2 separate regions of the Mus musculus genome follow, and region 2 is linked to region 1. A link is a loop called in an ENCODE intact Hi-C map of the cell type or tissue named here. Cell type or tissue: left cerebral cortex. All regions are shown on one strand. Links, peaks and the distances in the headings refer to the core of each region. The heading gives the core; the rest is flanking DNA.

Region 1 (11,643 bases), core at 1,365-9,364:
TGGGTCTTTTTGTGGTTTAGGTATCAGAGTAATTGTGGCTTCATAGAATGAGTTGGGTAGAGTACCTTCCGTTTCTATTTTGTGGAATAGTTTGTGAAGAACTGGAATTAGGTCTTCTTTGAAGGTCTGATAGAACTCTGCACTAAACCCATCTGGTCCTGGGCTTTTTTTTGGTTGGGAGACTAATAATGACTGCCTCTATTTCTTTAGGGGATATAGGACTGTTTAGATCATTAACCTGATCTTGATTTAGCTTTGGTACCTGGTATCTGTCTAGAAACTTGTCCATTTCATCCAGGTTTTCCAGTTTTGTTGAGTATAGCCTTTTGTAGAAGGATCTGATGGTGTTTTGGATTTCTTCAGGATCTGTTGTTATGTTTCCCTTTTCATTTCTGATTTTGTTAATTAGGATGCTTTCCCTGTGCCCTCTGGTGAGTCTAGCTAATGGTTTATCTATCTTGTTGATTTTCTCAAAGAACCAGCTCCTCGTTTGGTTGATTCTTTGAATAGTTCTTCTTGTTTCCACTTGGTTGATTTCACCCCTGAGTTTGATTATTTCCTGCCTTCTACTCCTCTTGGGTGAATTTGCTTCCCTTTGTTCTAGAGCTTTTAGGTGTGTTGTCAAGCTGCTAATGTGTGCTCTCTCTAGTTTCATTTTGGAGGCACTCAGAGCTATGAGTTTTCCTCTTAGGAATGCTTTCATTGTGTCCCATAAGTTTGGGTATGTTGTGGCTTCATTTTCATTAAACTCCAAAAAGTCCTTAATCTCTTTCTTTATTCCTTCCTTGACCAAGTTATCATTGAGAAGAGTGTTGTTCAGTTTCCACATGAATGTTGGCTTTCTATTAGTTATTTTGTTATTGAAGATCAGCCTTAGTCCATGGTGATCTGATAGGATGCATGGGACAATTTCAATATTTTTGTATATGTTGAGGCTTGTTTTGTGACCAATTATGTGGTCAATTTTGGAGAACGTACCATGGGGTGCTGAGAAGAAGGTATATCCTTTTGTTTTAGGATAAAATGCTCTGTAGATATCTGTCAGATCCATTTGTTTCATCACTTCTGTTAGTTTCACTGTGTTCCTGTTTAGTTTCTGTTTCCATGATCTGTCCATTGGTGAAAGTGGTGTGTTGAAGTCTCCCACTATTATTGTGTGAGGTGCAATGTGTGCTTTGAGCTTTACTAAAGTTTCTTTAATGAATGTGGCTGCCATTGTATTTGTAGCATATATATTCAGAATTGAGAGTTCCTCTTGGAGGATTTTACCTTTGATGAGTATGAAGTGCCCCTCCTTGTCTTTTTTGATTATTTTGGGTTGGAAGTCGATTTTGTTAGATATTAGAATGGCTACTCCAGCTTGTTTCTTCAGACTATTTGCTTGGAAAATTGTTTTCCAGCCTTTCATTCTAAGGTAGTGTCTATCTTTTTCTCTGAGATGAGTTTCCTGTAAGCAGCAAAATGTTGGGTCTTGTTTGTGTAGCCAGTTTGTTAGTCTATGTCTTTTTATTGGGGAGTTGAGACCATTGATATTAAGAGATATTAAGGAAAAGTAATTGTTGCTTCCTGTTATTTTTGTTGTTAAAGTTGGCATTCTGTTCTTGCTGTCTTCTTTTAGGTTTGTTGAGGGATTACCTTCTTGTTTTTTCTAGGGCGTGGTTTCCGTCCTTGTATTGGTTTTTTTCTGTTATTATCCTTTGAAGGGCTGGATTCATGGAGATATTGTGTGAATTTGGTTTTGTCGTGGAATACTTTGGTTTCTCCATCTATGGTAATTTAGAGTTTGGCTGGGTATAGTAGCCTGGGCTGGAATTTGTGTTCTCTTAGGGTCTGTATTAACATCTGTTTAGGCTCTTCTGGCTTTCATAGTCTCTGGTGAAAAGTCTGGTGTAATTCTGATAGGTTTGCCTTTATATGTTACTTGACCTTTTTCCCTTACTGCTTTTAGTATTCTATCTTTATTTAGTGCATTTGTTGTTCTGATTATTATGTGTGAAGAGGAATTTCTTTTCTGGTCCAGTCTATTTGGAGTTCTGTAGGCTTCTTGTATGTTCATGGCCATCTCTTTCTTTAGATTTGGGAAGTTTTCTTCAATAATCTTGTTGAAGATGTTTGCTGGTCCTTTGAGTTGAAAATCTTCATTCTCATCCACTCCTATTATCCGTAGGTTTGGTCTTCTCATTGTTTCCTGGATTTCTTGGATGTTTTGAGTTAGGATCTTTTTGCATTTTCCATTTTCTTTGATTGTTGTGCCGATGTTCTCTATGGAATCTTCTGCACCTGAAATTCTCTCTTCCATCTCTTGTATTCTGTTGCTGATGCTCGCATCTATGGTTCCAGATTTCTTTCCTAGGTTTTCTATCTCCAGCGTTGCCTCACTTTGGGTTTTCTTTATTGTGTCTACTTCCCTTTTTAGGTCTTGGATGGTTTTATTCAATTCCATCACCTGATTAGTTGTGTTTTCCTGCAATTCTTTAAGGGATTTTTGTGTTTCCTCTTTAATGTCTTTTACTTGTTTAGCAGTGTTCTCCTGTATTTCTTTAAGTGAGTTATTTAAGTCCTTCTTGATGTCCTCTACCATCATCATGAGATATGCTTTTAAATCCAGGTCTAGCTTTTCAGGTGTGTTGGAGTGCCCTGGACTGGGCGAAGTGGGAGTGCTGGGTTCTGATGATGGTGAGTGGTCCTGGTTTCTGTTAGTAAGATTCTTACATTTACCTTTCGCCATCTGGTAATCTCACCTGTGCAGACTGCCCTCCGCGGAGTCCCGGAACCAAGCTGGCTTCCGCGGAACCTGAGGCAGAAGCCTCTCGGGCCGGGCGGACACCTGTGCTGTGACCAGGAAGGTGGCCAGTTGTCTGGAGCCGAAAATGGTGCCACCTCAGAGGCTCTGTGGCTCTCGCCTCCTTTATTTTCATTAAAACTCTAAAAAGTCTTTAATCTCTTTCTTTATTTCTTCCTTGACCAAGTTATCATTGAGTAGATTGTTGTTCAGCTTCCATGTGAGTTTTGGCTTTCTATTATTAATGTTTTTATTAAAGATCAGCCTTAGGCCGTGGTGATCTGATAAGGTGCATGTGATAATTTCAATATTTTTGTATCTGTTGAGGCCTGTTTTGTGACCGATTATATTGTCAATTTTGGAGGAGGTACCATGAGGTGGTGAGAAGAAGGTATATCCTTTTGTTTTAGGATAAAATGTTCTGTAGATATCTGTTAACTCCATTTGTTTCATGACTTCTGTTAGTTTCACTGTGTCTCTGTTTAGTTTCTGTTTCCACTATCTGTTCATTGATGAGAGTGGGGTGTCGAAGTCTCCCACTATTATTGTGTGAAGTATACCATGTGCTTTGAGCTTTACTAAAGTTTCCTTAATGAATGTGGCTGCCCTTGCATTTGGAGCATAGATATTCAGATTTGAGAGTTCATCTAGGAAGATTTTACCTTTGATGAGTATGAAGTGCCCCTCCTTATCTTTTTTAATAACTTTGGGTTGGAAGTTGATTTTATTCCATATTAGAATAGTTACTCCAGCTTGTTTCTTCAGACTATTTGCTTGGAAAATTGTTTTCCAGCCTTTTACTCTGAGGTAGTATCTGTCTTTGTCCCTGAGGTGGGTTTCCTGTATGCAGCAAAATGTTGGGTCCTGCTTATGTAGCCAGTCTGTTAGTCTATATCTTTTTATTGGGTGAATGGAGTCCATTGATATTAAGAGAAATTGTTACCTCCTGCTATTTTTGTTGTTAGAGTTAGGATTTTGCTCTTTTGGCTATCTTCTTTTAGGTTTGTTGAAGGATTACTTTCTTGGTTTTTCTATGGTGTCATTTCCCTCCTTGTGTTGGAGTTTTCCCTTTATTAATCCTTTGAAAGGGTGGATTCATGGAGATATTGTGTGAATTTGGTTTTGTCGTGGAATACTTTGGTTTCTCCATCTATGGTAATTTAGAGTTGTGCTGGGTATAGTAGCCTGGGTTGGCATTTGTGTTCTCTTAGGGTCTGTATAACATCTCTCCAGGCTCTTCTGCCTTTCATAGTCTCTGGTGAAAAGTCTGGTGTAATTCTGATAGGCCTGCCTTTATATGTTACTTGACCTTTCTCCCTTACTGCTTTTAATATTCTCTCTTTATTTAGTGCATTTGTTGTTCTGATTATTATGTGTGAAGAGGAATTTCTTTTCTGGTCCAGTCTATTTGGAGTTCTGTAGGCTTCTTGTATGTTCATGGGCATCTCTTTCTTTAGGTTATGGAAGTTTTCTTCTATAATTTTGTTGAAGATATTTACTGGCCCTTTAAGTTGAAAATCTTCATTCTCATTTATACCTATTATCCTTAGGTTTGGTCTTCTCATTGTTTCCTGGATTTCCTGGATGTTTTGACTTAGGATCTTTTTGCATTTTGCATTTTTTGATTGTTGTGTCTATGTTTACTTTGGAATCTTCTGCACCTGAGATTCTCTCTTCCATCTCTTTTATTCTGTTGCTGATGCTTGCATCTATGGTTCCTGATTTCTTTCCTAGGGTTTTTATCTCCAGAGTTGTCTCCCTTTGTGTTTTCTTTATTGTTTCTACTTCCATTTTTAGATCCTGAATGGTTTTGTTCAATTCTTTCACCTGTTTGGTAGTGTTTTCCTGTAACTCTCTAGGGGGTTTTTGTGTTTCCTCTTTAAGGACTTCTAGCTGTTTACCTGTGTTTTCCTGTATTTCTTTAAGGGAGCTATTTATTTCCTTCTTAAAGTCCTCCATCATCATCATGAGAAGTGACTTTAGATCCATATCTTGCTTTTCTGGTGTTATGGTGGTGTATGGTGGGAGTTTGGTTCTGATGATGCCAAGTAACCTTGGCTTCTGTCGCTTCTGTTCTTATGCTTGCCTCCTGCCATCTGATTATCTCAAGTCCTTGCTGCCCTCAATATATCTGATTGGAGCCTGTCCTTCCTATAATCCCAGTTGATTCAGGACTCTTCAGAGTCCAGCTTTCTCTGTGATCCTGTGATTCTGGGCACCTGTGAACCTGAGTTTCTGGGTGTGTCAGAGTTCTTGGCAGTCAAGCTTCCTCTGAGACCCTGAGATCCTGATGTGACCAAGCTCCTGTTATCCTGGGATCCTGGAATCCTAAGATCCTGGGTGTGTTACAGTGCCTGGAAGTGGTGTCTTCTCTGGGGACCATGAGGTTGTCTGGTGTATTCAAAACCAAGCTATACCAGCACCAATCAAAAGGAACCCGAGCCACTGGTCAGGCAGGGCTCCTGTGTCCTTGCTCCTGCTGTCACAGGCCCATCACAATTGGTTTGGAACAGATGTTGTGTTCCACTCACCAGTGATCCTACAATTGCATGGAAAGTCCTCTGGGGACTGTGGGACTGTCCACTGAGTTCACACTCAAGATGACCCAGTGGAGCTGGAACCGACCGGAAGGCTTTTTTTTTTTAATCAAAAATCTTTTAAAGAAGAAAACACATGCACACATTTGTATACAGATACACATAGTGATATAAATACACATGTGTATTCGCACACACACAGTGATGGCAAATTAAATGTTTCCTTTAGACTGAGAGTTTCTGTTGTGCCTGGTTTAAACCACATGTTGAACTAATGTGTTCATCTAACACCTCATCAGCTCCCACAAAGAGAATGTCCTGTATGTGCATGGTGGGTGGTCTCCATCTCCACAACAGAAATCTACAGCCCCAAATACACTCACAACTTACTTTCACAAGCTTTGTCTACTAGGTTCCATATTTTCTTCCTTTGAGTTTTCTGAAGAGCAATGGGTTTCATAACATGGCAATGATTGTCTTCTATATAATGTCTAGACAATGTAAAGAAAATTTAAGTATTTTTACTTCCTCTGCCACTGGCAAAGTGGCAAAGTAGCACTGATAAATGTTGGCAACAGAATAACATTTTCTTATCCCCTTTTCCTGTGTGCTTGTCAGTTAAAGGAAACACTTCCATGAATATAACTGCTGGTGTGAGTGCAAACTTGTAGAGTTTTTCTCTTAATCCCAGAAGTTTGTGTGTGTGTGTGTGTATGGCTGTGTGTGTGTCTGTGTGTCTGTGTGTGTATGTGTGTTGTGGAAGTAAAAGAACAATTCTATGGCATCTCCTTTTTTACCACCTTATATTGGTTTTAGGGATTGAACTACATATTTCAACACAAAAGAACTCTAACCAAGGAATTTGAAGCAGGAACATTTTTTTTTTTTGCCTACTGACTTTCAGCAAATCTTAGATAATAGTCCCATCTTGTGGTCAAATTCAATATTACATCACCACAAGTTTAAAATAAAAAAAAAAAGAATTGGCCATATTTTCTATATCTATTCCTCTGTTGAGGGACATCTGGGTTCTCTCCAGCTTCTGGATATTATAAATAAGGCTGCTATGAACATAGTGGAGCTTGTGTTCTTATTATCAGTTGGAACATCTTCTGGGTATATGCCCAGTAAAGGTATTGCTGGATGCTCTGGTAGTACTACATCCAATTTTCTGAGGAACTGCCAGACTGATTTCCAGAGTGGTTGTACAAGCTTGCAATCCCACCAACAATGGAGGAGTGTTCCTCTTTCTCCACATCCTTGCCAGCATCTGCTGTTACCTGAATTTTTGATCTTAGCCATTCTGACTGGAGTGAGATGGAATCTCAGAGTTGTTTTGATGATTAAGGATGTTGAGCATTTTTTTAGGTGCTTCTCAGCCATTCGGTATTCCTCAGGTGAGAATTATTTGTTTAGATCTGTGCCCCATTTTTAAATGGGGTTATTTGATTTTCTGGAGTCCATCTTCTTGAGTTCTTTGTATATATTGGATATTAGCCCTATATCGGATTTAGGATTGGTAAAAATCCTTTCCCAATCTGTTGGTGGCCTTTTTGTCTTATTGACAATGTCTTTTGCCTTACAGAAGCTTTGCATTTTTATGAGGTCCCATTTGTCGATTCTCAATCTTACAGCACAAGCCATTGATGTTCTCTTCAGAAATTTTTCCCCTGTGCCCATATCTTCGAGTCTTTTCCCCACTTTCTCCTCTATAAGTTTCAGTGTCTCTGGTTTTATGTGGAGTTCCTTGATCCACTTAGACTTGAGCTTTGTACAAGGAGATAAGAATGGATCAATTAGAATTCGTCTACGTGATAACTGCCAGTTGTGCCAGCACCATTTGTTGAAAATGCTGTCTTTTTCCCACTAGATGTGGTTCACTTACACAATGGATTACTACTCTGCTATTAAAAACAATGAATTTATGAAATTCTTAGGCAAATGGGTGGATCTGGAGGATATCATCCTGAGTGAGATAACTCAATCACAAAAGAACTCACATGATATGTACTCACTGATACATGGATAGTAGCCCAGAAACTTAGAATACCCAACATACAATTTGCAAAACACATGAAACTCAAGAAGAAGAAAGACCAAAGTGTGGATACTTCGTCCCTCCTTAGAATTGGGAACAAAATACCCATCGAAGGAGTTACAGAGACAAAGTTTGGAGCTGAGAGAGAAGGAAGGACCATCCAGAGACTGCCCCACCCAGGAAATCCATCCCATAATCAGCCACCAAATTCAGACACTATTACATATGCCAACAAGATTTTGCTGACATGTCCCTGATATAGCTGTCTCTTGTGAGGCTATGCCAGTGCCTGGCAAATACAGAAGTGGATGCTCACAGTCATCTATTGGATGGAACACAGGGCCTCCAATGGAGGAGCTAGAGAAAGTACCCAAGGAGCTGAAGGGGTCTGTAACCCTGTAGGAGGAACTACAATATGAACTAACCAGTACCCCCTGAGCTCATGTCTCTAGCTGCATATATAGCAAAAGATGGCCTAGTCAGCCATCATTGGAAGGAAAGGCCCTTGGTCTTGCAAAGATTATATGCCCCAGTACAGGGGAATGCCAGGTCCAGGAAGAGGGAGTGGGTGGGTTGGGGAGCAGGTTGCAGGGAGGGTATAGTGGACTTTCGGGATAGCATTTGAAAGGCAACTGAAGAAAATATCTAATAAAAAATTGTTAAAAAAAAAAAAAGTATTGACCATTTAAGAACTATTACTCCCACCAGCCTATGTCACAGACAGGAAAACTGAAGCCTATGTCACTGACAAATCAGGGTGTTTTGTCCCAGGTGGCACAGACAATGACTACAGATAAAATTAGAATGCCCTCCATCTCTAAGCACCTTGTCAGTCACTAGATGAGCAGGGCAGGCTGTGAGCAAAACAGCTCTACTGAGCTTCTTACTCTGAGGCTTTCTAAAAATGCAAAGCACTGTGTGGTACTTGTCTTCCAGGTGCTTTGTCATCCAAAACAAAACAGAGGACTCTGATGTGCAACAAGCTCAACAACAGTCATCTCTCATATATGTCAGAGCCCTTGCACAGATGGATAACATTACTCGATGTTTTCTTTTGTGATATTTGATGACGATGGCTTGATTGGTTAGCTTTGAGACAGAATCTCATACAGACCAGGCTGGCCTCAAAATCACTCTTGAATACCTGATCCTTCTCCCTTTACCTCCCAAGTGCTAGGATTACAGGCTTATACCACCACCATGACAGGTTTATATAGTTCTGGAGACTGAGCCCCATGTTCATACATGCTGGGTAAACACTCTACCAACCAAGTTATAGCCCAAGCTCAAACTTCTGCTTTGAACAGTGTCTGACTCAACAACACATAAGAAGGAATTTGCTTATCACGTAGCAGTTGTAACCAGAATACTGAATTCTGGTTCATCCTCATCACTAATAAAGTGGTCCTAATATAGAACCATGGAACTGGCCCAGGGAGATGGCTCAGCAAGTAAATGAGCTTGCCACCCAGAGTGGCAATCTGAGTTCAGTCCACGAAACCCATACAGTAGAAGGAAGAAGTCATGAAGTTCAAAAAAACAAAAAAGTAGGGCGTGGGTCATGGGAAGCATTGCAGAGGAAGTATGAGATGAATACTATCTAAATACATTGCACACAAGTGTGAAATTACCAAAGAATATGCAATTATTAAAAAGAGCAATAGAGCAGGGCAACAAATAGGCAGAACCACACCTCTCCTGCTGCTCCTCCAGATCCCCTCAGTCTCATCTCCAACTGTAGCAGAAAACCTGCTGCAGTCTCCATTTCCTCTCTGACATCACCCTCAATAAATAACAAATATCTTCTCCCCAAAGTCACCCAATTATGCCAACCTCACAACACAAGCAGGCATACCTTGGGAACACACCAGCGAAACAGGCCAGGAAAACAGATCCACAGAAAATGTTTAGCAAGCCACACATAGTCAACACACTTTCCCAAAGTCCAAAGATCAAAACACTCACCGAACAGAGAAAAAAACTAGATTTTTATTGCCCAGACTCCCAATCCCAGATACCTAAATGTCAGCATAAAAACGCAATTAATAACAATCAAGACAGTACGTCTCTACTGGAGCCCAGCTTTCCTACCTCAGCAGGCACCTAATATTCAAACATAGCTGAAACCCAAGGAAAAGACCTAACAATAACTTGTATAAAGATAATATAGACCCTTGAAGAAACCCAGGAAAAGACAAACAATGCAAGGAACAGAATAAAACTGTGCAAGACCTGAATGTGGATATAGAATCAATGCTGGAAATTTAAAAATTGGGAATTTGAACAGGGACTACAGAGGCAAGCATCACCAATAGAATACAAGAAATGGAACAATCTCAGGTGTTGAATATACAATAGAAAAAATGGGTACATTGGTCAAAGAAAATGTTAAATCTAAAAATTTCCTGACACAAAACATCCAGGAGACCTGGCACAGTATGAAAAGACCAAATCTAAGAATAGTAAGAATAGAGCAAAAATAAGAAACCCAGCTCAAAGGCCCAGAAAATATTTTCAAAGTCATAGAAGAAAATATTCCTAACCAAAAGAAGGAGATGTCTATAAAAGTATAAGATGCATATGGATTGGACCAGGAAAGAAAGTACCTTTATATATAATAATCAAAACACTTAACATACAGAAAGAAAGAAATAATATTAGCAGTTACAAGGGGAAAGGACCAAGTAACACCAAAGGCATACTTATTAGAATTACATCTGACCTCTCAGTGGAGATTTTAAAACTAGAAAGGCCTAACAAATGTGCTATAGACTCTAAGAGACCACAGGTCCCAGACCAGAATACTATTATACTCAGCCAAACTCTCAGTCACCATACATGGAGAAAATAAGATATTCCATGATAAAACAAAATTTAAACTCTATGTATCTACAAATCCAGTCCTACAGAAAATGATATACTGCATACACACACCATAAAAATAAGAGTAATCAACACATTGGTCATTGAAATGTCTTAATAGTAATGGTCTCAATTCCCCCAATAAAAAGACACAGACAAAGATAATGGATGCAGAAACAGGACTCGTGATTTTGCTGCATTCAAGAAACACACTTCAATCTCAAAGATAAACATTATCTCAAGATAAAGGATTCAAAAATGATATTCAAAACAAATGGACCTAAGAAACAAGTTGGTATAGCCATTTTAATATCTCACTTCAAACCAAAACTAATCAAAATGGATAGGGAAAGATACTACATACTCATCAAAGAAAACAAAATTCACCAAGATGACAATTTCAATTTTTAACATCTATTCCCTAAACACAAGGGCACCCACCTCTGTAAAAGAAACACTACTATAGCTTAAATCACATATTGACCCTCACACACAGATAGGACAAGATTTCAACACCCTACTCTCACCAATAAACAAGTCATCTAGACAAAAACCAGAGAAATACTGGAGTTAACAGACATTGTATATCAAATGTGTCTAACAGATGTTTACAGATATTTCACTCAAACACCAACGGATAAACATTTTTCTCTGTACCTCATGAAACTTTCTCCAAAACTGACCACCTACTCTGATACAAAGCAAGTCTCAACAGATACAAGAATTTTGAAATAATTCCCAGCATCCTATCAGATCACTGTGGGTTAAAGCTGGATATCAACAACAGAAAGCTTACAAACTCATGGAAACTGAACAACTCTCTATGAAAAAAAAAATGGGTCAATGAAGAAATAAAGAAAGAACTTAAAGACCTCCTAGAATTTAATGGAAATGAATACACAGCATACTCAAACTTGTGGGACACAATGAAAGCAGTTCTAAGAGGAAAGTTCATAGTATCTTCAAAAATAATAGAACAAATCACACCCAAAAGGAGTAGAAATAATCAAGCTCAGGGCTGGAATCAATAAAATAGAAAAGAGAACAATACAAATAATTAATGAAACAAAGAGCTGGTTCTTGAGAAAATCGAAACAATTGACAAACCTAGAGAGAATATTCAAAATAATAAAATCAAAAATAAAAAGAGGAATATAACAGACCCTGAAGAAATCCAGCAAATCACAAGGACATATTTCTAAAACCTGCACTCCACCAAATAGAAAATCTAAAATAAATAGATTACTTTCTCAATAAATAACACGAAAGTTAAACCAAGATCAGAGAAGCAGTTTAAAGAGATCCATACACCCTGTGATGGTTTGTATATCCTTGGACCAGGGAGTGGCACCATCTGAAGGTGTGACCTTGTTGGAATAGGTGTGACCTGGTTGGAATGGTTGTGTCACTGTGGGTGTGGGTAT
Region 2 (11,643 bases), core at 2,582-10,581, 590 kb before region 1:
TGAGCTTATTTGCTGAAATGTGTGCTCAAATCTCTTGCTCAATTTTTGGCATATTATGAAATTTCATTATGAAATTTTCACTGTTTGTTTTCTTACTGGTAATTATTTATTAAGCTCATGTTTTGCTGATATAGCCCATACTATATGGCTTGATTTTATGTTTTCTTATGTAACATCAAGTTTCAAATGCCGAAGTCCTTCCTTAAAACTAATTCTATTCTGTCTTTTCTTGTGGCTGGGACTTTCCGCTCTTATATCTAGGAGTAATTTTATTAAATTCACATTCAGAGAAGGTTTTCTTATTTGATTACACTTACAAATTTTATGTTTTAATATGTAGACCAATAATTCATTTAACTTGTATATACGTTGAAAGGTATGGACCATGGCTCATATTGTTTGTGTGCATCTATTTAGCAATACTTGCTGAATAAATCAACTCTTCTTTCCCCGTTGAATCCGCTTTATAAACCTTTACAGATATCCACCTGGCGTTGTTTAAGAAGTCTGTATCTGGCTTCTCCTTCTCCTTCACTGACTTGTGTTTCTGTCTTTTTGCTAATACAACACGTTTAACGTTTATAGCTTCATACTCTTTTTAAAACTTATTTCTCTTACTTCTGAGGTTATAATTACAAGTTTTCCCTTCTCGTATCCCTCCAAAACCACTCAAATGCTTTGCTTTCACTCTTTCAAATTCTTGGCCCTTTTAAATTAGTGTTACAGGTATGTAAGTAGAATGGAATCCCTAACTATAACTCACTGGGCATCCGTATTTTTACTCATATGTACAATTTCAGGACTGACACCTCCATTTCCCTCTCTTCTCCATGTGGATAGCACTTTTTCTTTTATTTACAGAAAATCTATTATTACAGACATTATTTTGTAATTCTATTCAAAATTTATTGCTTCTCTAAATTGATTTTGGAAGGGTTAAGATTACTACCTTACAAGCCTTACAGTTTACAAGTAGGTTACAGCTTTGGGTTGCTTTTTTGCTTTTTTGTTTTTCTTTCTTTGTTTTTCTTTATATATATATTTTTTTATTACATATTTTCCTCAATTACATTTCCAATGCTATCCCAAAAGTCCCCCATACCCTCCCCCCCACTTCCCTCCCCACCCATTCCCATATTTTTGGCCCTGGCGTTCCCCTGTACTGGGGCATATACAGTTTGCATGTCCAATGGGCCTCTCTTTCCAGTGATGGCCGACCAGGCCATCTTTTGATACATAATGCAGCTAGAGTCAAGAGCTCCAGGGTACTGGTTAGTTCATAATGTTGTTGCACCTACAGGGTTGCAGATCTCTTTTAGCTCCTTGGGTACTTTCTTTTTTTTTTTTTAACAGATCTTGCCTGAGTTTGTTTGTAAGAACAACATAGGACCCTGGTCATCTGCAAATAGTGTGTGGGGAGGTGTGTCACAGCAGTCTGTCTGTCTTCACACAGGCAGGAGCCTTTTCTATGGGGCCTTCACAGGGGCCTGTGTACCTTTGGGGGCCTGAGCACCTTTGGGAGCCTGGGCTGGAGCTGAAGCCTGGGCCTTAGCTGGAGCTTTGGCCCCTGCCTTGATTTGAACCTTAGGATTCGGTTGGCAGAGCCTCTGACCCTTGGCCATGTAGCTTTGAATCCGCTTCCCAAGCTTAGGGTGAGCGATGAAAGCCAGCCGCTTGAGTTTGGGGCCTTTTGGCATCTTGGGCTTGATGGCCTGAGGCTTCACCAGGGCCTTGATGGCCTCTGCGCGCGCACTCACTGCCTTTGCATTGTTGGCCTGCATCTTCTTCAGGCCTTTCTTGTTGTGCGTCTTGGCAAAGTGCATGTTCCTCAGGTACTTGGGGTCAACCCCCTTAAGAGATTCGTATCTTTGCGACCGGGGTTTCTTGATGCCATTTCTGTGCCATTTGCGGGACTGGTTGTGTGTGGTGTGGTTCTTGGACTTGGCCATGTCTGCACAGTAACCCGCGGCTCCCGAAGTGCCTGGGACCGGAAGAGAAAAAGGTTTTTTGTTTTTCAATGGCTACTTCTTTACAAAGTGCCTTTGTAATTTTGACATATAGGTAATACATACTTTGGACATAGCAGTGAACTTGATTTGACCTACTTTCCCTTTCTCTAGGCAAGTATCTTGATGTCATGAGACATATTCCTCTCACCCTAAGCTTTAGATATTTCAGATAAACTTGAGATTATCTATAGAGGACATTATGTCAACACCTTTAGCCACACCCTTCACAATTAGTCCCAATATCTGAGTCTCCCTAGTTGATTGCTCTCTCTGTCTCTGTCTCTGTCTCTGTCTCTGTCTCTGTTTCTCTCTCTCTCTCTCTCTCTCTCTCTCTCTCTCTCTCTCTCTCTTTCTCTCTCTTTCTTCTTCTTCTTCTTCTTCTTCTTCTTCTTCTTCTTCTTCTTCTTCTTCTTCTTCTTCTTCTTCTTCTTCTTCTTCTTCTTCTTCTCCTCCTCCTCCTCCTCCTCCTCCTCCTCCTCCTCCTTCTCTCCTCCTCCTCCTCCTCCTCCTTCACTCCCACTCTCTTCTTTCTATGTGTGAATAAATTTCATCAGCCACCTTCTTGCTCATGCAGCCTGCTGCCAGGCTTTACCCTCCATTGATGAACACTTCACTCTGGAATCTTAATCCAATATACACTTATTCTTTCTTAAATTACATTTCTTGAGGTGTTTATTCAGAAACAGGAAATTAACTAATATAGGTGTCATGGATTTTCCATGTTTAAGTTGTGTGCTAACTTTAAGTCTTGGTCAACTCAAAGTCTTTTCTTCCTTTTCTCCTTGCTTTTCTTTCTCCCATTTTCTCTTTCCCTCTCCTGCTCCCATCCCTCTTGCTCCATCCCTCCCCTCTTCTCCAATTCCTTATCTCCCCTCTCTCTGTGTATGTGGGTTGGAGAGGGGGCTAACTATGAGACTAAGAAACAGAAGTTTTATGTATGCCTATCAAGCTGTTTTGTCTTTTCAACTCTTTACTCATAACTTGGGACACTTATCACATAGAAAATTTTGATGCTAAGTTCTTTCTTTTTCTAGAAAGTGTTTCATCTTTGATCTAAACAATGCTCTTTTGGAAAATCAATACAAAAACTAAACTAAGTACAATGCCACAGGTCTCAAATACCCTCAATCCTTTCCTAGCATTTGTCTTACCCTTTTATTGTTGACAGATTGAATCTTCATCCATTCAACTGTCTAATGCAGATATCAGAAGTGGGTGCCTCCTACAGCCCACACTATTACAACACATTATACCCTGTTGGCTATTCTTTTTCCATATCTCATAACACCTCCCCGTCTCCTACTCATTCTCTCACAACATTTAGCCTACTTTCTTATAATTGCCACCATTTGCTGTAGGTTTGTCCCTTCTGGTTTCTGTCCTCTCAGAGGTGGAGAAACAACTTGTAACTCAAAGTCCAAATGATATGGTATTTTATACACTAAAGCCCATTTATGTATATATTTGGTCCAGAATATTATCCCTTTAGTGAATGTGCTAATGAGATAATGAAATAATGTGTATCCTGCTTCAGTTATATACAGTCAATGTTGTCCATTGTGATGGAGTCATTTTTTCTCTAATAATAGATTTCTGTGTATGCAGTTGTTATTTTATTTGTATTAATTTCTTGAGAATTTCACACATCTATACAAAGTATTTTGATTGTTTCACCCAGAATTTCACTCTGTAACTTCTTCTGGATCCACTCCCCACACCTGCCAAACTCCCACCTGACCCCTACTCCCGTCTCTCACCAATCCAATGTGCTCTGTCCATATGTCCACAGACTCACAGCTGTGGGGGCATCCACTTGAGTATGGTTGACTTACCAGAAATTATAAACTTAACGAGAACCAACTACCCTTCCTCTAGAAGCAGTCATCTGCTTATCAATAGCTCATCAGCTAGGGGTGGGGCACTCAAGACTCTCATGCTTTACACACTGAGTCTTTTATTGTCTTGCTCTTGCTTAGGTTTTTTGCAGGCAACCACTGCTGCTGCAAACTCATGCTAATATCATGTGCAAAAAAACCATTGTTTGGCTTCAGTTCTCTCCAACTTACCACTCTTTGACCCACCTCTCCTAAAGGGACCTCTGAATCTTGTGAGGAGGTTTGTGATATAGCTGTCTCATCTGTGGATGAACACCTCACAAACATGAGGTGTTCTCTATGCATTGACCGATTGTATGTTTCTGTATTGATTTCCCTCTACAGAACAAAGACATCTCTCTGATAAAATCTAAGAGGTGCACCATTCAAAGTTATATAGATTAACCATTCAGACAATAGTCTAATGTTATTTAGAAAGCTGATATTAGTAGATTAATCCCGGGCTTGTTCATTCTGCAACCATGAATTCTTGTCCATGATTATTGTGCTAGGCATGCATTTTTCTCTGTGGAATGGTCCTCATATCTAGTCAGAATGAACTGATTACCTGCCCAAAACATTTATGCATGTCTACAAGCATATCTTGCCATGCAGCATATCATTTTGCCTCCAATGTTTTCTGATAGAAAACCTATTGATGACTTTTCTCCTACAGCAGCCCACACAGCATGCAATCTGGATAGCAGAGAAGTTCCCTAGTCAATACCAACTTTATTTCTCTGTTTCCTATGAACAGAATATATGATGTCTTTAATACTAGAATTATATCATCAAATTCTTCTGGTCCACATCCAAGATCACCGTCAATGACCTGCAATATTTTAGAGGTCTCTGCAACCTCCAAAACAACAGCTTAAGGTAAGGTATGGTACACCTGTCACTGAGCTTTTTATTTAGCAACTGGGAGAAATGTTATACTCTGTGTGAGGTAGTATGGCATTTCAATTAAACACACATATACACATATGTATAGACATATATGTGTTCATAAATACATGTCTAAATATATGTATTTCTAGATATACATTTATATATTATATATCATTTATATATGTTTTATACACACCCTACATATATTCCTACATACACATCTGTATTTTGAGAAACAACCACCAGAGGGCAGGAAGAATCAACTTATAAAGTTCATGTGTCTTATGATTTTGTTTTTTCATACAACTTATTAGTGTGTCTTCAATTGTATTTCTTAATTATGAAGAATTATTGCAAAATAGTTCCAAAGTTTAGGTGAAGTGTCTCCTGTGTAGTTACCAGCTTGCCCTTTAAATTTGTTGATTTTTCTCACAATTACCTATATATAAGAATAAAATGTGTTTTCTAAAATGACATTTATTAAATACATATGCAAAATTAACCTAATGGCATCCAAATATTTCCGGTTTACCCTTGTTAAGTTGCTTGTACTGACCAGAATATGCTGTTTATTGAATGGATAATTGAGCAGATGTATTTGCATTCACATATACATATGCATGTGTATATGTTCATTATGTATATGTTAGTGTATATATTTGTCTCTGCCTGCCATGAGAACCTGGCAAAAGTTTTCTGTGTGTTAAAATAAACTACCTCATCAAATTTTGAGGTTTCAATAATTTCTTGTAAAGCATGCTTGTATGTTTTTCAAGTATTTACATCTGTAACATTGGTTTCTGCTAAATTACTACCTAAGAAATCTGAAATGACCATTAAAAAAGAAGGCATCCCTAGATCAAACTACCCTTTTATGAAATGATAGAAATCATTTAAAGATAGGACAATATTTCTATAGATTTATGAACTGAAAGTGTAAGTGTCGCTATGAGTAATAAAAGCTTATCAGAGAGAGAGAGTACTAATAATATTGAACATCTGAAAACACATCCTCTTGCAAATGGATACTTCCATGTTAATCTGCATAAAGATCGAAAGCTACAAATAGTTGTCTGACCGTTAATGGCTTAACTTTGCCATTTTTACAAAATATAAATAAAAAAAGAGAACTGGAGAAGATGTAGAGTTTTCCACATCCACAGTGCATCTGCCATGAGCACTTGAAAAACTCAAACAAATGAACAGATGTGTAATATGGCAACAGAGAAATTAAAATAACAAAACAAAACTTTGGGTTGAAATTGTAAAATTGTTGAATTCTGCTAAGTTTTTAATAAGTTATTAACAAACATAGTGAAGGATACAAAATTCTAAGCACTGTAACACGCAAATCTTCAATTTTTCTAATCATCTTAGTAATGCTAATATTTTCGAAATAGCTATTTACCTTTGCGTTTATGGGCTGGTTTTCTGGTTCCTTCTAGATGTTTCAGCTTGTGATTTTAGGATTATTGCCAACTGAATAAGACCTAAAAATCACCTGGGAGACAGTCTTGTAGGCATTCCTTTGAGGGATTATCTTGTGGGAAGACCCTTGGGTTTTTGTTTTTGTTTTGTTTTGTTTTGTTTGCAATTATAATTACATTTCTCTCTTCCTTTTCCTCCCTCAAAATCTGCCTATATACTATTTGCTCTCTTTAAATGACCTCCCTTATTATTAGTTCTTATTACAGTGAATAATCTTCCAGAGATGTTTAATTTTTAATCTTGATTTTTTTAATTCCATAAGACACACCTTAAAAATGATATTCAGATTATATTTCCTCTATTACTAAAATGGCAATCACCTCAAAGTAGCACTCATCATCATTGCAAGGTTCAAGACAGCTGATATAGTCAAACCTGTTTTTTCCAGGATACTAGAAACGATCATCAATCTAAAACATCTGATGTCCAGGAAATATCCTGAACCACAGCCTGTTTGCAAGAAGGACAGAGCACTGGATCTGGGCTTTAGGCAGGTTGCTCGGAGACGGAATTCTTAGGATCATAGAGGATTTAGGACAGAGATAAAGCACAACCAAACCCAATTGCTTAGGTCCCCTGAAAGATGGACTATGCTCTCAGCCAATCAGAGCACCAAGCGACCTCTCCATCAGCCAATTAAACTGCCAGAACTCCAGCCTATCACGGCATTTCCTGAGGTCCCTGGAACGCTCTCTGGCCGCTAAAGTGCAGGAAGAGGCTGAGCCTTTGAGCAAAGGGGAACCATGGAAAACATCCCTACAGTGGGCTTGGGCACCTGGAAGGTGAGGACACACTCCGGTGTGGGTGGGGCTAAGGGTCCCGGAGCCTGATGAGTACATGCTCAAAAACAGCCAGGGGCACGGGATTTCTTTTGCCTAGGGTGATTCCTTCCAGACCCGGGCTCTGATTAAGGTTTTCCCCCAGACGGATTAGAGGAGAAGTTGGACTCTCTCTCCTGTGATCCTAAAACACCCTGCTCCCTGCGAGGATTCAAAGCTGTTAGACTAACTTTAAATAAAGCAGTGTGCTGTTAACCTAGCCTTGTGTGAGCTAATCACGGACCCCCAGCCTCCGAAAAATCATTTATGCCTAGTGGCACTCATCTTGGCACAGCAAAACCGAGTGTGTGTCAAATGGCCACAAGGAAGCGTGCTACTTTGCATGCTAAAACAAACCAAATAAAAATAATTAAATAATTGCACCGATGTAAGTGTAATGTCTACTTCTGGAGTCCACTAGCGACATTAGAGATATTTGCGAGTAGTTACACTGCTTGCTCAGTTGATTTTGAATGTAGGGCATAATGAACGTGAAGTTGAATAGTTGAATAGGCCTGTCTGACTCTGGGACAAGTTGTGGGGGAGGGGGAGGCATGATCAAAATTTGTTTCTTTTTATGGTTTGGGGGTTTTGTTTTGTTTTGTTTTTGATAAAAAAGTAAATTTAAAAATTCTGTTTATAGGAAGGTTTTCAAATAAATGTTTCTCCAGAATTTTTTGTAAAAAGGATGGGATTATTATTATTATTATTATTATTTTGGCAATTTGGTGATTTGAGTGTTCTTTGGTACCACATAGTGAATGCTGAGATGTGAGATGAAAGAAATGTCAATAAAATAATAAATAAATAAAACTGTGTGTGTGGGGGGGGGGGAATCACCCTCCCAACACAATTGAAGCATTTAATTCTATCTCCTGAAGACACAGGAATATGACTTTCAAAATATGTGAAGGCAATGGAAAACCATAGCAAATGTGACACTGACTGATGATCTTAAATAATGTCGCTATGCTAGATATGTATATCCCCTTGATCCAATAACCAAGTCATTTAGGACAAAGCAAGGAAGAGATCAAATTCAAAGCTACCTTGAGCTACACTTTTCATATTTGATGGAAATGTCTGTGTCTCACTAAGCTTTTCCTGTGTGTACCCTACAGATATTGAGTGAGTCCATGTGTGTGATACTTGTTTTATGTTTACAGTTGATTCATGCATCCCTGGGTGCTAAATATCAGACCGCTTCCTGCCCCAGCTGTTCTTAGCCCTTCTGTAATCGGGAAGCACAACACAGCAAGAGCTGAAAAGCACCCTGTTTCCAGAATGAGTAAAGATAGCAGAACAGAATATTAATCATATTCTGACTATGACGTTCCATTCTCTACCTTTTGGTCTGGCTGATGTTCATACTGCTTTACTGATTTGAGTATTTATGTATTGCTTGGCTATACTTTCCCACATGACGGGGGAGAAAGGGGATTGGGTTCCCCTGACAGAAGAAACTTTCCTTGTGTTTGGTTATATTCCAGGCCTCCCCAGGAGAAGTGACTGATGCAGTTAAGTTGGCTATCAACCTGGGCTACCGGCACTTCGATTGTGCTTACTTATACCACAATGAGAGCGAGGTGGGAATGGGAATCAGTGAGAAGATCAAGGAGGGCGTGGTGAAGAGAGAGGATCTCTTTGTAGTCAGTAAGGTAAGGCTTCTCCACTTCCGCAGGCAAAGCTCCTGGCAGAGCTGGAACCATCTAGCCTAGAGGATTTGGTCAGTTTCCTTATGGGAATTGGTGCTTTGGGGATGTAGTTGATTCTCCTCTAGCTTTGTGAACATGTGAGGTTATGTTTTGTTTGCTTACATCTTTGTTTTATTATTTGGCCATTCAGGTGGCCATGCAGAGACATACCACCAATCAACAATACTTTCATGAATGAAATCTTGGTTGAGTGACACCACCTTTGTGTCTGTAGTGAAGAGAATAAAGTCCGAGCACTTTTGAATTCTTGTCTACTACATAGACCGGCCTTAACTTGGAATCACCTGCTAGAGGTGATCAAAGGGCACATTCCAAACTCCACACTAAGAAATTGACTCTGAGGTGATAGCTGTACAAGCAGGAAGCAAGTCAATCACGCTGTATGCATGAATGACCAGGTGTGGGAGTCTCTGTGAAGTCAATCACGCTGTGTGCATGAATGAGCAGGTGTGGGAGTCTCTGTGAAGTCAATCATGCTGTATGCATGAATGCAGCAGGTGTGGGAGTCTCTGTGAAGTCAATCATGCTGTATGCATGAATGCAGCAGGTGTGGGAGTCTCTGTGAAGTCAATCATGCTGTATGCATGAATGAGCAGGTGTGGGAGTCTCTGTGAAGTCAATCATGCTGTATGCATGAATGCAGCAGGTGTGGGAGTCTCTGTGAAGTCAATCATGCTGTATGCATGAATGAGCAGGTGTGGGAGTCTCTGTGAAGTCAATCATGCTGTATGCATGAATGCAGCAGGTGTGGGAGTCTCTGTGAAGTCAATCATGCTGTATGCATGAATGAGCAGGTGTGGGAGTCTCTGTGAAGTCAATCATGCTGTATGCATGAATGCAGCAGGTGTGGGAGTCTCTGTGAAGTCAATCATGCTGTATGCATGAATGCAGCAGGTGTGGGAGTCTCTGTGAAGTCAATCATGCTGTATGCATGAATGCAGCAGGTGTGGGAGTCTCTGTGAAGCAGAGGGAGGCTGGAGGTGTCAAGGCTCCAAAGTCCTCCTGTGTAAGATGCTTGCACGTTTCCTTAAAATGTAGGAGGTTGAGAAAAAAAGCTGTTTCTAAGTCAGGTGGTTTCTTTTACCGGCGGATGCAAAGGACATGGCAGTATCTGACGGGAGCAGGTACTGTACACAGTGTTATTACCAGCACAGGTGATGACGGGAGCAGGTACTGTACACAGTGTTATTACCAGCACAGGTGATGACGGGAGCAGGTACTGTACACAGTGTTATTACCAGCACAGGTGATGACGGGAGCAGGTACTGTACACAGTGTTATTACCAGCACAGGTGATGACGGGAGCAGGTACTGTACACAGTGTTATTACCAGCACAGGTGATGACGGGAGCAGGTACTGTACACAGTGTTATTACCAGCACAGGTGATGACGGGAGCAGGTACTGTACACAGTGTTATTACCAGCACAGGTGAGAGGTGATAACTGTGCTGCCCAGTGAGGAAGGGATGAGAAGTGGAAGTGGATACAGAAGAGAGGAAGGAAATAAACACTGTAGGAAACACAGTCAAACTAAGGTTTAAAGCTACTTTTTGCCAAGTGTGGTACAACTGTCATCTGTAGTTCCACATATCAGGGGTGTTTCTGTTGGAGACTTAGCTTCTGTCTTTGTGATCTATTTTTACTGCCTATCATTGTGTAAGCTAGAACAGAGTGTGGGTGGAGAGGACTTCGGGAGCACTTGCTAACGAGGAAGATTTTCTTGAGAATCTTCAGGCAGAGGGATGAGGAACTCAGGATTTCCACATCTGCATCGTAATTGTATACTACATCCAAGTGGGTGATAGTCATCAGTGAAAGTGTGTTGGTCCTTTTGGGGATTTGGAAGAATCCCTGAAATATAATTAAAATTAAGGAAGTTATATATTTATTCACAGTAGGAAATTATTATTAGTAGTAAGATGCGTTTACATCTAATTTGGGTTTCTCCCTGTCTTCTCTGTCTCTCTGTCTCTCTATCTCCATGTCTCTGTATCTCTCTCCCCTTCCTCCTTTCTATATCTCTTTCTCTCTGGAATGTGTGTGTCAGTTTGTTTCAGTGTGTGCGTGTATGATATGAGTGTGATGTATGTCCACATATATATGCCTGTGTTCATATGAAGAAGCTCGAGGAGGATGCCAATGGCGTCCTCTAACAATTGACCCATACAGTTCGCTGGAGACAAGGTCTTGTTAATCTCATAGCTACAAGAAGAGAGACTGTCAACCTAAATGATGGCCAAATTCATAAAGGCAAACTTTGTTTTTGTTTTTGTTTGTTTGTTTTGTTTTGTTTTGTTTTGTAGATGGGTTAACCCTAAAGGTTGGGTTCAAGAGATCAACATTATCCATGGGAAAGATGTGGGATTTTACAATGCAGGAGTTGGAAATTTACAAATGGGAGGCAAATATAAGCATGCCAAAAATAAGCATAACAAGTTGGTCATAAGAATCTCCCAAAACAAAGACATGGTTGCAAGGTGGACTTATCAACTGTTTGAGACAGAGCATGCTTTGGAACAGACAGTGCAGAACCATTTGTAGTTAAGGTTACAAGTGGAGCACAGCCCAGAGAGAGAGAAGAAAGGCTAGAGTAAGAGGTTTAGAGATAGAGAGTGAGGAGAGAGAGTAAGGGAGGGAGAGGAGAGGAGAGGAGAGGAGAGAGGAGAGGAGAGGAGAGGAGAGGAGAGGAGAGGAGAGGAGAGGAGAGGAGAGGAGAGGACGAGAAGAGAGGATGAGGAGAGGTCCTTGAGAAACAGATTTAATCATAACAGAAATGAACCTAGTTTGTCTTTTACTGTAAGATAACTTTCCAGCCCCAGATAGAAACCAGCTTGTTTATCAGTCTCT

The links. Hi-C counts contacts between places; a loop is a spot of excess contacts. Peaks named below come from ENCODE experiments on the same cell type or tissue, not always from the same donor. Only the 100,000 strongest peaks of a DNase experiment are listed, where the experiment ranks them.
Region 2: a loop joins it to region 1, with 4 times the contacts of the local background. A loop is called at or near these places in 9 of 42 quality-filtered maps.

The regions. Positions count from the first base shown.
Region 1 is chr13:4,008,590-4,020,232 of GRCm38, reverse strand. No RefSeq gene overlaps it. Among named protein-coding and RNA genes, the nearest start is that of Akr1c14, 45 kb to the left of the region's middle. In left cerebral cortex, for the core only: a CTCF peak has its summit at 6,247 (motif pointing left); no DNase peak of the experiment used is centred there.
Region 2 is chr13:4,604,486-4,616,128 of GRCm38, reverse strand. Akr1e1 (aldo-keto reductase family 1, member E1) reads left to right here and starts at 6,965. Exons shown (of 10, transcript NM_018859.2): 1 at 6,965-7,044; 2 at 8,571-8,738. The coding sequence starts at 7,006. It also overlaps the pseudogene Rpl29-ps2. In left cerebral cortex, for the core only: CTCF peaks have their summits at 5,002 (motif pointing right), 7,220 and 7,428; DNase peaks (open chromatin) are centred at 5,018, 6,904, 9,815 and 10,440; H3K4me3 peaks cover 1,453 bases; H3K27ac peaks cover 824 bases.